Regions from separate parts of the Homo sapiens genome. Here region 2 is linked to region 1. Evidence: chromatin contacts called from ENCODE Hi-C data. All regions are on one chromosome and are shown on one strand. The core of a region is the stretch at or near the end of the contact, and the rest is flanking DNA. Distances in the headings are between cores, read along the strand shown. Region 1 holds the start of TMTC4 (transmembrane O-mannosyltransferase targeting cadherins 4). Region 2 overlaps MBNL2 (muscleblind like splicing regulator 2).

The links. Hi-C counts contacts between places; a loop is a spot of excess contacts on that map. Pooled maps may share reads with other maps.
Region 2: a pooled map shows a loop between it and region 1 (21-fold over the local background). The contact joins the enhancer-like site here to the promoter of TMTC4 in region 1. A Hi-C loop is called at or near these places in 1 of 50 pooled maps.

Annotation. Positions count from the first base shown.
Region 1 is chr13:100,670,111-100,677,325 of GRCh38, reverse strand. It overlaps TMTC4 (transmembrane O-mannosyltransferase targeting cadherins 4), which reads left to right and starts at 2,531. Exons shown (of 19, transcript NM_032813.5): 1 at 2,531-2,582; 2 at 6,757-6,966. The coding sequence starts at 6,964. RefSeq lists enhancers at 1,861-1,940, 3,266-4,155 and silencers at 2,131-2,630, 2,661-3,020, 3,071-3,150.
Region 2 is chr13:97,288,861-97,296,075 of GRCh38, reverse strand. The region is part of intron 2 of MBNL2 (muscleblind like splicing regulator 2); the gene reads right to left. LOC101927385 (a long non-coding RNA gene) reads left to right here. Exons shown (of 4, transcript XR_001749966.2): 1 at 1-833; 2 at 1,424-1,554. Among named protein-coding and RNA genes, the nearest start is that of MBNL2, 70 kb to the right of the region's middle. RefSeq lists a silencer at 407-701 and an enhancer at 5,127-5,186. Within about 2 kb of position 5,100, at least 3 of the 41 ENCODE cell types and tissues checked have a DNase peak (open chromatin) inside an H3K27ac peak, as active enhancers do.

The DNA.
Region 1 (7,215 bases), core at 1,282-3,781:
ATGAGTTCATGTCCTTTGCAGGGACATGGATGAAGCTGCAAACCATCATTCTGAGCAAAGCATCACAAGGACAGAAAACCAAACACCACATGTTCTCACTCATAGGTGGGACTTGAACAATGAGAACACATGGACACAGGGTGGGGAACCTCACGCACCCACACCGGGGCCTGTCAGGGGGTGGGGTGCTGGGGGAGGGATAGCATTAGGAGAAATACCTAATGTAAATGACAACTTGATGGGTGCAGCAAACCAACATGGCACATACATACCTATGTAACAAACCTGCACGTTCTGCACATGTACCCTAGAACTTAAAAGTATAAAAAAAAAAACTGACTAAAATCTCATCTGCTTTTTATTTCCACCTATATATACAACCATATGTGTGTTATAAATGTTTCTGATATAAAGGATGTGTAATAAACAATACACAAGTAAAAGGCAGACACTCTTTATTGTCAGTTCTATCTACTTGACTGATTCTCACAGAAAGCTTTGCTTCTTTTTTGCCAAAGGCTTGTATCTGAATCCATCCAATGCTTGTAACTCAACCATGATGTGACTAGTGAAATTACATACCGATCCACTTTTTGCCAACAAATTTATTGTCCTTAAATCTGATATGTGATCTGTTAAACTACTTCTTACCCTTGTATAAACTCATTAAACTGCAATCTTGTTTCAGCACTAAACACATTTTTAAGTTTAATCTACATTATTAACATCTTCCCCATCACTTTCTGAAGTCTAGAGACAATCAGCAAAACAAATCGATCCCTGATTCATGATTCATAATGTTGGCTAATTTCCATGGTGTAAATACTTCGACCATGGCCCATTACAGTCTACCAACGAGACATCACTGAGTGTGGGCCGGGAAAACGCACGTGCAGTAAGCACATTATGATACGTAATACTGGAAATGGTAGGAAGTGGACAGACTTCAGAGTTATTTAGGAAGTAGAATCTTGGCGATTTGTTAGATGCCGAGGTGAAGGCAGAGTTTGGGAAACACTGGATAGTGGTGTCTTCACTATCACAGGGAGACAGGGAGTTGAAAGCAAGCAGGGAAAGGACGCATTCAGTTTTGGATGGGTTCCATTTGAGGTGCTTGTTACCAGGAGTAGCTGAATAGGAAGCTAGATAAACGGATTTGGAGCTCAGAGGAGCAAAGATTAGAGTTGCAAATTTGGGATATATTGATTTAAATGTTGACAGCAGGTTAAATCATTCAGGGAAAAATTGTGGAGTAAGAGGAAAGGTCTGAGACCTTGAAAACTCTGTTATTTGGTGGTCACCCAGAGTAGACAAGCACGCCAAGACTGGGGACAGACAGGAAAGTGGAGCACCCCCGCCACAGGAAGACGTGTTTTAAGGAGAAAGAAGGAATTTTGCTCAGATCAGTTAACACGAGAAAGGAGAGTGTCCTTTGACTTTAGTGATGTGGATGCTACTTGCGACAATTAAAAAGGCAATTTCACCGAGTGTGAAAACGAACACGTGGAGTTGAGAGACCACAAAACTGGGGGCAGGCGCCTCTTTCACCAACTTCAGCGATGGAAAGTAGAAGAGGGTGGCAGCAAGGGTACGTGGAGTAGAGAATCTTGGAATGATGAAATGCCGAGGATACGGATTCCAGTCCAGAGGGAGCAACGGATCGGATTCTGCGATACTGGAAAAACAGAAGGTGGGGGGGGGGGCTCGGTGATGGAGGGAGCAGGTGTGCAGTTTTGCCGGTGGAAAGTGGAAGTTTCTCTTTTCTCCTGAAGCAGGCGGCAAAGACCTCTGAGAGTGGGAGTGTGGTGGGTGTGCCGGGCCCCTGGATGGGAGTGGAGGTTTGGAACCAAGTGGCCCGAGCCTGCGGTGAGTGGGCCCGCCCTGGGTGGCTCTGGCCGCAGCAGGGTCGATGGGGCGGCATGGTCTCGGCGGGAAGAACACGGCTTCAGTCAGTTCTGTTCTAAGAAGCAGAAGGTGGAGATACGCATGTTTTAAACAACTCCTCCCGGACAGGAAGAAGTGGAGTTCTGGCTGTTCTGCGAGGACGCCGCAGTCCCAGCGTGGAGACCACCGCGCAGGCGAAGCGCGAGACAGGCCAGAAATAGGGTCCCGCGCGCGGACCCCGGAGGAAAAGCGAGGGCTCACTCGGTTTCCCGCAGCCAGCCTCGCCCGACCCAGCTGGGGCCGCCCCTTCCCGCCCCGGCCCCGCCTCCGCCTCAGCTCCGCGCCCACAACCCGGCTTCCTCCTCTCCCGCCGGGTCCGTCTGTCCCTGCGCCTCCTTCGCCGCCGACTAGCGCCCCCTGGCCTGACGTCACCGGCGCGTCCGCCAATGAGCTGAGGAGGGACTTGGCTGTGGCCTGAAAGTGACGGGAGCAGCAGCCAATGGTCGGGCGGAGGGGGCGGGCCGAGACTGGTGCTGGGGGGCGCCCGCGCGCGTGGGGAGCTGCGGGAGGCGCGGCGCGGGGGGGGTCGGGTGCGCGGCGGGCGGCCCCTCCCCCTGCCAGGTCCGGGCGGGTGCCTGGAGCCGCCAGAGTTTCCGCACCCGGGAGGGAGATGCGGCCGGGGCTCAGGCTCCTTGCAGGTAACGCGCGGGGCGGCCCCTGCAGGGCCGAGCGCGCCGCGGGGCGAGCGGAGTTGGACGCGGAGCGGGCGCGGGTTCCCCGCTGCCGCCGTGTCCCGAGCCCCGCACGGCGGCCCGGGCCAGAGCGGCGCTGCTGGAGGAGTTGGTTCCGGGACCTGAGCTGCGGCCCGGGCCGGGGTCACGGGGGACGCGGGCCCCTGTGTGAGCCGCACATGGGACAAAGGGCGCGGCGTGGAGGCTGCGCGCCCCGCCCGCCGCGCTCGGGCCCCTGAGCTTCTCCGCCCGGGCAGAGGTCGCCGCCCCCAGCCCCTGCCTGCACAGCCGCGCCGGCGCTCCCTCGGCCCGGGCGCACCCGGCGCCTGCGGCGCGTCCCCGGAGCGGCCATCTGGCCGCGGGGCCCCGCGCCTGGCCGCCAGCTGGCCGCGGCGCAGGCGATGGCTGGACACAGCCGGGCCGCTTGGCCGCCTGCCCTGGGTTCCGCGGCGGCTCCCCCGCCGCGCCGCGAGCGCCTGCTACTCCACGCTCGGCTGCGGAGCGGAGCGGCGCGAGCGCGGGGCCACCGGCCCGGGCGCCCGGGGCCACCGAGCCGCCGCTTCCCGGCGTGGGCTCGGAGTTTGGGGAAGCCGAGCAGGTGGCGCAGCCACTGCCCACCTCCTGCGAACTCTGCGGGGCTTCTGGTCTTGTTGATGTTGTGGCTATGGGCTGCGTGTGTGTTTTTCTTTTTTTTAAACCACACACAAAAGAAGGGAGGAGTTAGAGGAACGATCTAGCCACTATGAGTCATCCCACACTTCGCTCTTTCCCCGGGAGAGCAAATAAATGCATGGGGAGAATGTCTTGAGAAACAGTTATAGTAGGGACTGACTAGGTCCCCTCCCTGTCCCTTTTCTCTGCAGTCCTGTCTGCGCCGGGCGCGCCCCAGATGGAGTGGGGTAAAATCACGGCCAGTGCACCTAGATAGGGGAAATGGCTACAAGCTAGCAAACTGGAAACTTTCTGGGACAGTGGAACTGTGAATATCAAACCACACACATTCTTGCTATAGGCAGCCATGGCCCTCGTGCGCTACTGAATTATAAAATGGGAAGGCCGTCACAGCAGGACGATACCTTAGCCTTCAGTAGCATGTATTCAGCACTGCACGGAGGAGGGCGGTGGTGGTGGCTCGCGCCCCTGCCTTGAGGGGCCCAGGGTCTGATCAGTCAGGAAACTGCCAGGCCCAGGGATGCAGGGTCACAAACGATTGTGTTCTCTAATCTGATTCCCAGAGGCGCTGTCACCTCTCAGCGTGCATAGGATGGCTGGCTATGTGATTGAATGTTACAGATGAGGTAGAAAGGCTGGGCAGAGGTCAGCAGGCCCCTGGATGCATGGAGGGGAATATTCTTCTGTAGGTGGCTGCTGCTAATTTTTCCAAGGGGAAACATTTAGGTTTGGTCTCGCCATTCTGTTTACCGCAGTCCAGGCTGCCGTGTCAGCTGTCATTGGGCCCTCATGGTTCACAGCTGGATGACATTTGTTTTTCTGGGGTCCCTGTGTGGGGTCTTTTTGGCCTTCTCACTGATGATTAATTTGTTTTAACCTCCTGAAAACAGAGGCTCGATATGAGAAGTTTGAGAAATTGTAGGATAAAGGGACGTCTGCTTTGTTCCAGATTCAGCCCCTGTTGAGGGGCCAGTTGATTCTGTCGCAGGAGTCAGGTAGCGAGCAGAACACTGACTTCATTCCTCCTGGGTTGTGCCCTCTGCTTGGCCTGTAGCAGAGGCCACAGTGGGTCTCTCTTTTTGTTGCTTCATAAGGTGAACTAACGATCCAGCTATGGCAGAGGAGCCAGGGAGCCCAGGCAGGACATCATGTGGAGAAGAGGGACCAGAAAGTTCAACCTAGGGCCCATCTGGAAGAAAACAGAGCATCCTTTCCTATTTCATGTCCTGACTGTAAAAAATGGTGGAGGCCGGGCACGGTGGTTCACACCTGTAATCCCCATGCTTTGGAAGGCTGAGGCAGGAGGATCGCTTGAAGCCAGGAGTTTGATTCCAGCCTGGGCAACATAGTGAGACCCTGTCTCTACAAAAAAATATTTAAAATAGCCAGGCATGGTGGCATATGCCTATAGTCCCAGCTACTTGGGAGGCTGAGGTGGAAGGGTCCCTTGAGCCCAGTAAGGTGAAGCTGTGGTGAGCTATGATCATACCACTATACTCCAGCCTGGGTGGCAGAGTGAAACCCTGTTCAAAAAAAGGGGGGAAGGGATGTAGAGAGGGTGGTCCCCCGTCTCTGCCACCTTGCTCAGACAGGGCTTCTTTTAACTGAGTGCCAGGCCTGGCTCAGGTCATTGAGGAACAGAAGTCGTTTAGTGTTGGAGGAAGGAGAGTTGGGAACAAGGTCACTGTGCATGGTTGTACAGTTTGTGCCAGACACCTGACCAAGGAAGCCATGTGCCCCGGGTCTGCCCAAAAGAAGGGCCCGCCTTTCTCAGTCGCACCAGGTCACCCGATGGGCTACTGCTGGCCCTAGTGCTCAGCCCATCTGCAGGAATAAACACTGGCAACATGGGTGCGCCCGAGACAGGCAGTCAGGGACTGGGAAGCAGCGGCTAATTTCTCCAAAATCTAACAATAATGAGAACTAGTTGTTTGCATACATTTTCTCCTTTAATCCTTACCACCACCTTCTGAAGAAAGTGGTGGTGGTACTGTGTTGTGCCAGTGAGGAAATTGATTCTTAGAAAGACTAAGCAGTTCAAGGTCGTGCAGCCGGCAAGTCCAGGTTTGTCCGTCACCAGAGCCTTTGGTCTCAACCACTGGACTAGACTGATCACTTTGCCTGGCTTTCTAACAAATTGTAGCTTTTTTTTTTTTTTTTTTGCGTTTGCTAGTGAAAGGCATTTTCCAAACTGTTCCACTATGTACGTTAACAGTAAATCCCTTCAAAGAAAAGAGCATTTGTGAGTATTTTCAGTGGCAGCAAAGAAGTGGGAGGCCTTGGAGAAAGGAGAAGGAGCCCCCTGAGATAGAGAAGCAGGGGAGTCACAGCAAGGAGGGGAGAGCCAGCCAGAACTGGGAAATGATGTAGGGGCAGGGGCGTTGGAGGTAGGCCAGGTTTCCTGCTGTCCCTGCAAGAGCAGAGGAGGAGATCATCTGAGATCCACTGAGTCAGCCATCCACTTGACTTCCCAAGAGTCTGGACCTGGCCTCCTACCAGGGCATCTCGTTGATGGTGTGGTCCACAGTCTGCCTTATATATCCTGGGGCTGTGGCTTGGAACATGATTATGCTTAGAACATATTGCTTAGAACACGTTTATGTTCTAAGCAATCTGAGGTACAGTCGCTAATTTAGGAGCACAAAGTATTTCCTGATTTAGTATTCTACTTAGAAGGCCATTTGAACCTTGACAAACGTTTGTGAAATAATTTTCAAATATTTGAGCCTGAAGCAGATAATATCCAGGCTCAGTGGCACACTCCTATAGTCCCAGCTACTTGGGAGACCGAGGCAGGAGGGTTACTTGTGCCCAAAAGTTGAAGCTAGTCTGGGCAACATAGCAAGACGCCATCTCCAAAAATATATTGCATGAGCCAATAAATTCACTATTGAAACAATAAAACAGATAACGTCAAAACCGGTTACATGACCTTTTGTCAGCTCATGACTCTATTGTGCATTTAAAATTGCTATAAATTATTTGTTTTCCTTCACATTTAATTTTCTAAAATTTCTCCCCATGTTAAATCATAGTATCTTCCTAACTATTCAGTATTTGGCTTTGTTGGGCTTTGTTGTTGTTTGAGACAGGGTCTCACTCTGTTGCCCATGCTGTAGAGCCGAGGTGTGATCTCAGCTCACTGCAGCCTGGAACTCCTGGGCTCAAGCAATACTCGCACCTCTCAGTCTCCTGAGTAGCTGGGACTGCAGGCATACGCCTCCACACTCAGCTAATTTTTGTATTTTTTTTTGTAGACACGGGGTTTCACCTTGTTGCCCAGGCTGGTCTCGAACCTCTGGGCTCAAGCCATCCACCGGCCTCGGCCTCCCAAAGTGCTGGGATTACAGGCGTGAGCCATTGCAACCAGCCTTGATTTGTTGTTTTTTAAGTAGCAGGAGTAATTTCTTTAGCTGAAATGTAAGCATAGAGGTTGGGGTCTGTGTGCTAACCTGTGTTGTGTTTGCAGTTGTAATTTAGATTCGAGAAGTGGTTTATCCTTTGACTGGAAAAGAAAAGTAGCTGCAGTATTCCCCCAGCACTTGCTGAGAGCATGCCGTATGCCAGGCTGTGAGGCTCGAGAGACAAGCAGTGGAAGAGTTGCGGCCTGTTTCATCTCTGGATTGTAAATCTGAGCCTCCTTCTGGCCCCTGGAAGGGGACAGCATCACCATGGAATGGTGTGTCCCGTTGCCTGTTGGATCTGTCTCCATCTTCACTCAGACAGAAGGCTATAGAAAGATGCCTGTGACTTCAGGTGGCCTATTTGGCTGGCTTCTTATTGATTCCATAATCTGGGGTATCCACTTAGAGATCCAGAAACAAATACATCCAAACTGCCTTCCCAATCAGGGGGCTGGAATTCTCTTTCATCTCAGCAGGAAAAGAACAGGGTCCAGGTCCCTTAGTAAAGACAGGAGCCTCGGTAC
Region 2 (7,215 bases), core at 3,851-6,350, 3.4 Mb after region 1:
TCATTATTACTAAGAAAACCTAATAAGATATCTTGGCAGATATTTAATGTGGAAGTTTGACAAATAACAGTTCTTTGGTTCTTATGATATAAAGCAGCTCTTTATAGATGAGATCATACTTTTAAACTATCCAGATATATTTTGTTGGTTTCCTAGGAGACTGTAAATGCAAAGTTATGACCTAAGTATGTTATGTATTTAAACTTTGTTCTATACCTTAAATGCTGGTATTAGTCACTTATTCAAAATTCACAGGATTTCAATGTTGAAGAGTTCATGATTAAACTTGTACCATCACTCCAAGAACTCTACTAGATTTAAATGTATGTTAACAGTTTTATGAGTCCCCAAACTGTTACTGTGCTCTCATCGTCCTATCCTGTCATCTCCTGCATGGATCAAACATCTATTTCTATTGTGATCATTATGGCTAAGCTTGCCAGCTGGGTAGGGTTTGATAAAGATTACTACGGTGCACGTTGCAGCTCAACACCCTTTTGATATGTAACAAACTATAATGGGGATACTTGTCATGAATGAAATGAACCAAGTATGGTGTTAAGAACTACATCAACCCAGGCACAAACAAATGATTTTCCAACACATCATAGATACATAATGGTTGCTAGGCAACCAAATATTTCAACGCTGGCACAGGGGAAAACTTCTATTGCTAAGCTGGGATTGGCCACTTTAGCAATTAGTTCTGCTTGGGACTGTCTGTTAGTATCTTTGGTATAGAAAAAAAAAAACTTTAAAAGACAGTCTGAAGACTAATCCCAGGTGTGCACCTATTTGAGCAGCTCTTGAGATGGAAACTTTTATCCCTCAAGGTATGTTTGTATCTTCTTCCTCATATTGAACAAAGATGTGTCTTCCCACAGATCTCATTCATTGGCCCTGTTCTTTACACAGAGCAAGTTACTTCCTCTTCATTGTGCTAACTCTGAACATTTGTAGAGGGCTATCATGTCTTCTCCGAATCTTTCTTTCTCCAGGGTGAACACATCCAGTTCATTCATTTCCATTTTTTCACATACTGCTTACTTTCCCCTCACAATGATACCATAACATTTCAAACTGGCAATAACTGGGTGGTTAATAACTGGGCAGTTGTTGTTTTGTTTATAGTTATAGTTAATGACTTATAGGCTTCTGCATAGTTGGACACTGCAATTAGAATTGTCACAAGAATAAAAAGCCAAAGGGTGTAGGGCAGGTGCTTGATCTTTTTTTATCCTGACTTGGGAAATGTAATCTATGAGTTAACATAGTCTTTGTGCCTTATTTGAACATTTTATGACAAATGGAAACTTTAAGTAAGACCTTCAGGGATAGTTACTAGATTTATACAGTGTAATAACTGTTTCAGAGTAGGTGATATAACTATTTCAAGTAATGTTTTCTAAATTTGGCCATGCAGCTACAGCATTGGAGAGCTTCTAAAGATACAGAACACTGGGATCCATACCCAGACCTACTGACCAGATGCCTCCATAAGTCCCCGAAGGAATATCATTTGGCAGCCACTGATATAGGGTAAATAACATGAAGGTCTGTCTTCCCAGTTAGCTAAATTCTACCTAGCCCGTAATGCTCTCTGCTATGACATTTTTTGGTTGTTCTTGCAGCTAACACTTCCATATTCTTAAAAAGTCTCTTCTGCTAATAACCGGTACACATGGTTTAGTATTTAATTGTAAATTCTGCATGGCTATCTGTCTCCTAGTTAGTTTATAAAATCCCTAAGAACAAGAACTGAGTGTTACATTTCCATGTGTCTTGCAGGGAGTATGGCACAATATTGAACAGAGTCATTCATTAATTGGTGAGGGGTTTTGGAAACAGTAGGAGAAAAAAGAAAATAAAGGAAGGTAGATACAGAAGCGTAAGCTAGAAATAATATAAATATCAGAGAAATATAAGATTTCAAGATTAATTCAAATTAAAAATGAAATTCAATGAAATGAAGCTTACACGAGATGAAAAAGATATAATAAAGTTGAAAATAAAAGAATGAAACAAGATATATCAGGAAAGCATGAAGAAAAAAAAAGCAGGAGTGGTACATTCATGTTAAAGAATAAATTGAAGAAAATTGGGGACTCGGGGGAAAGGATGGGAAGGGGTAAGGGATACAACACTACAAAGTGGGTTCCGTGTATACTGCTCGGGTGATGGGTGCACCAAAATCTCACAAATCACCAGTAAAGAACTTACTCATGTAACCAAATACCACCTGTTCCCCAAAAACCTATGGAAAGAAAAAATTTTAAACAAAAACAAAAATAAAGAATATATTGAAAAAAAGGTTAATTGCATATTGATACACAAGAGCCATAAAAAAGGTACGAGACTCAGGAAATACTAAGCTCAGAACAACACAGTATCATTCTATGAAATGCAAAAATTGTTAGAAATACAAGGAAACATGTGAGGAGTATTAAAATTTCTTGCATCACCATAATTCTCTGGCAGGTCAAGGGGACAAAAATAAATAATTACAGGCACAAAGCACTTGAATTATTTAATGTTTGGATAAATATCTGCACGCTGATATAACCTTGTACCTTAAGAACAGGAAATGCATCTTCTCAAGTGTCATGTACCAGGTACAAACATTGATCATCATCTGCACCAAAAAAATACTTTAGTGCATTTCTAAGGTAAAAACTGTACCTTTTTATTTTAATAATAAAATACTACCACAAACTATTACTAGAATTTCAAAGGAAAAAGAAAAACCAAATTACTTGGATATTTTAGAAGTGGTTGCATAAATAATGACTGAGGCAGTCAAGCAAACTAGAAAATAACAAAAGTGAGAATATTATTTAACAAAAATCTATAAGATACAGCCAAAACTATTTTTTGTAGCAGATTTACAGTCCTAAATACTTCAACGAAAAAAGAATTATGAGAACAGAACTAAATATTCTACTCAGAATTTATGGGCAAAAAGACAAAACAATTAAAAAGAAAGCTGGAGAAAGGAAATAATAAACACAGAAGTAAAAATAATAATAATGATGATGAGATAAAATAATTTGTCCTTTGTAGAACTGGTAGCTAAGATCAAGAACAGGTTCTTCAAATAAAACAGACACACCTCTGGCAAATTTAATTTAAAAAATAAAAGGAAAACAAATAATTTATAAATTATCTATGTAGTCATATTTAGGGAGAAGACTGATAGAGTAAAATAATTTTAAGTGATAAAATTGAAAATCTTGGTGAAATAAATAATTCCCTGAGAAAAATGTAAATCAAGATGAACTTAATGGAAGAAATCCTACAGGAAAATAAAGAAGAAATTGTACTATGTATCAAGAAGTACAGTTACTTCAAGTGAAGATTTTAGAAGTTTTGGAAGGACCTGGGGCTCACCGAGAGAGGAATTTGGATATCGACAACACTTTCTACAATTTAATTAAAGAAGTGGGCTTAAACTTCATGTAAAAATGAGCTAGATTTTTATTTAGAATTGAAATTGGAAATAAAAAATAATTCTAAAAAACAAATGATCAAATAGAACTTTCTGTTTAAAATGGCAAAGAAAAAGTTAAGGAGACTGGAGCCAATCTCAAGACGAACCAAGATAAATCTATTAGTGACGGGAGCTTCAATTACACAGGATATGTTTAGTAGGATTTTCTACAGAAGCAGTCCAAGGGAAGTCTGCTCAGATGATAAACCGAGTTCTCCCCAAGCTTTGGGTTTACACCCAGCTCCTGAGTGACTATGGCAAGAATGGCCTTAGAGAACATGAAGGGTAAAATTACCAGCAGTGCAAATGGGGCCAGGAGAGATGCCTTCGTAAGAGGAAAGGGTCGTTCCCTCTTCGAGCAATCACTTTTTTTTTTTTTTTTTTTTTTGAGATGGAGTCTGGCTCTGTTGCCCAGGCTGGAGTGCAGTGGCGCGATCTCGGCTCACTTCAAGCTCCGCGTCCCGGGTTCACGCCGTTCTCCTGCCTCAGCCTCACGAGTAGCTGGGACTACAGGCGCCCGCCATCACACCCGGCTAGTTTTTTTGTATTTTTTAGTAGAGATGGGGTTTCACCGTGTCCAGGATGGTCTCGATTTCCTGACCTCCTTATCCGCCCACCTCGGCCTCCCGAAGTGCTGGGATTACAGGCGTGAGCCACCGCACCCAGCCCACTTTTTTTTTTTTTTTTTGAGACGGAGACGGAGTCTCGCTCTGTTGCCCAGGCTGGAGTGCAATGGCATGATCTCAGCTCACTGCAACCTCCGCCTCCCAGGTTCAAGCGATTCTCCTGCCTCAGCCTCCTGAGTAGCTGGGATTACAGGTGCATGCCACCATGCCCAGCTAATTTTTGTATTTTTAGCAGAGAAGGGTTTTCACCATGTTGGCTGGGCTGGCCTCGAACTCCTGACCTCAAGTGATCCGCCCACCTCGGCTTCCCAAATTGCTGGGATTATAGGCGTGAGCCACCGCGCCCGACCCAAGCAATCACTCTTGATGCCACAAAGGTAAAGAGCAAATGGAGATGGGATGTGTATTACTTGATCTTTTTAATAACCTGTCGTGACACATCAGCTTTTCTAATATTAATAATTCTACCTGAGGTGGGCGGATCACGAGGTCAGGGGATTGAGACCATCCTGGCTAACACGGTGAAACCCGGTCTCTACTAAAAATACAAAAAATTAGCTGAGTGTGGTGGCACATGCCTGTAGTCCCAACTACTCGGGAGGCTGAGGCAGGAGAATCGCTTGAACCCGGGAGGCAGAGGGTACAGTGAGCCAAGACTGCACCACTGCACTCCAGCCTGGGCAACAGAGTGAGACTCTGTCTCAAAATAATAATAATAATAATAATTCTACCTCAAAACATATTGTAAATCCACACATCTACCTACCTCTGCCCCCTCCACCCCAGCCGGGTGGCATTGCTAGTAATGTGAGTGATGCAGAGGCTTTTTTTAACCAACCACCTGGCCCTTCCTCCTCCTACCATCCCTCCTCCAGGCTGACTGGCCTTCCCATAAGACAGATCAGAGCCTGTCATCCCTGTACTCAAATCTTAGTGCTGAGCATAACATTCAAACACCTACACAGTTTCTGTCTTACTCATGATGTCAGGCCTCTTGTTTCCAGGAATTGGCAAAACGCATTCATCTCCAGCCAGGCTTAGAGCTTTTTCCCCTGCATCTGGGAAGCCTTCCTCTCTTCTCCTTCAGGCCTCAGCTCAGAAAGCAACTCCTTGGAGAACACATCACAAGCCACCCTTTCTGCAAAAGTCTTCCCCCATCACAATGTTTTCTATCAGAGTACCTTGCTCCATTTCCTTTCTAGTAATTCTCATAGTAGGTAAATAAATAATTGTTGGGTGGGAAAGGAGGGCTGTTTCTTTCTTTTTTTTTTTTTTTTTTTGAGACGGAGTCTCGCTCTGTCGCCCAGGCCAGACTGCGGACTGCAGTGGCGCAATCTCGGCTCACTGCAAGCTCCGCTTCCCGGGTTCACGCCGTTCTCCTGCCTCAGCCTCCCGAGTAGCTGGGACTACAGGCGCCCGCCACCGCGCCCGGCTAATTTTTTGTATTTTTAGTAGAGACGGGGTTTCACCTTGTTAGCCAGGATGGTCTTGATCTCCTGACCTCATGATCCACCCGCCTCGACCTCCCAAAGTGCTGGGATTACAGGCGTGAGCCACCGCGCCCGGCCAAGGAGGGCTGTTTCTGCTGATTTTTTTTTGTCACTTCCCACTAGAATGAAAATCCCACGAGGTCAAGAAATTTGTCTCCTTTCTAACATGCTGTATTTCCAGCGGTGTGCCCACTGCCTGTCATACTGGGGCATTCCAAATTTCATAAATAAATCACACTTTTCAGAAATTGTGATTATTTTATTAGTTTGTTTACTTTTGCTAAAGAGTAAACCGAGGTACAATAAAAATTTAATGGGCTTATTTGAGCAAATAGTGATTCAAGAATTGGGTGGCTCCAAACCAGAACTGGTTTGGGAACTCCATGAGGGATTGCAATGGGGAGACTTTTATAGGAGAAACATGGAAGTAATGCAGAGAAAATATTTGACTGATTGCAGTTATACAGTTACCTTATTTCATCTATCCTGTTGGAAATTCCCTAGTTACATAATTACACATTTGTTTGTTACTTCTGATTAGTTGGAGTTTAAGTTGTATTCTTCTTTAATATAGGCATTTACAAGAAATTGCTCAAGTTAAGTTTTGCTTATGTTTGCAAATCAAGCTAGGTTCAGGTCACATCTGAGGTCTTGCTGGCTATGTCTGCTTATAGTTTCTTCAGGCCTGGTCTCCATTTTAATTTACTTTACCACTGTGTTGGAATACTGTTGATTACCCCATTGGGCTGCAAGGTCCACGAAAGCAAGGTCCTCGCCTCTCCTTTGGTCACCAAACATAGTGCTTGGCACTAAATAGTGGCTCAATGATTATTTGTAAAATAAATAAATGAATAAAGAGATTTAAAGTTCCCTAGAAAGTGAAATGTCTTTCTCCTTGACTTTACATACCACTCAGAAGATTCTGGACCTACTAGAATTCTTCATTAAGAATTTTGTTTTCCTGGTATTTTCCAGCTATCCCAACTTCTGTTAACAACCGAAAGTTAGCAGGAATGGGGGAAAGGCCATATGATTTAAATGCCTCCAATGAGGGCTGCTACTGATTAATTTTAGATCCCAAGCATCTGGGTCAATGCCTAGTTTCATGGCAGGTATGCAAATGATTATTTTAGTGTCATTATTAATGATTTTACTAAGAGCTGGGAGCACTTGAAATGTTCCTCCAAATGAGATTTGAGATGTAGACCAGATGGTCATTTTTTAAGAGCATCTATATATTCTATTCTACTTTTCAACACATAAGTTTTTATATTAAGATTGATTACTAATGTACCTAAGCACCCACATCAGTATTCAGTAAAAAATTAGACGCATTATGTATTTTTTAAGAATAAGAAATGCTCCATTGAGATGATAATAATCTAAATGAAATATAATCATCCCTGAAGTTGAATCTAGCCATTCTGTTTTGCTTTAACTAGGTTAAGGCCTCTAAGTCATTTTCTTTTTCTCCTTCCCCTGGCAATATATCATGTTCTACAGAGCTTAATATTGTGTGGGTACAACCTCAGGCATAAGAAAATGGTCTCATCAGTCTTAGCCCCAAAATGCTGTTTGGTCAGGCAGGATGGCTTAGGTAAGTTTGATCACA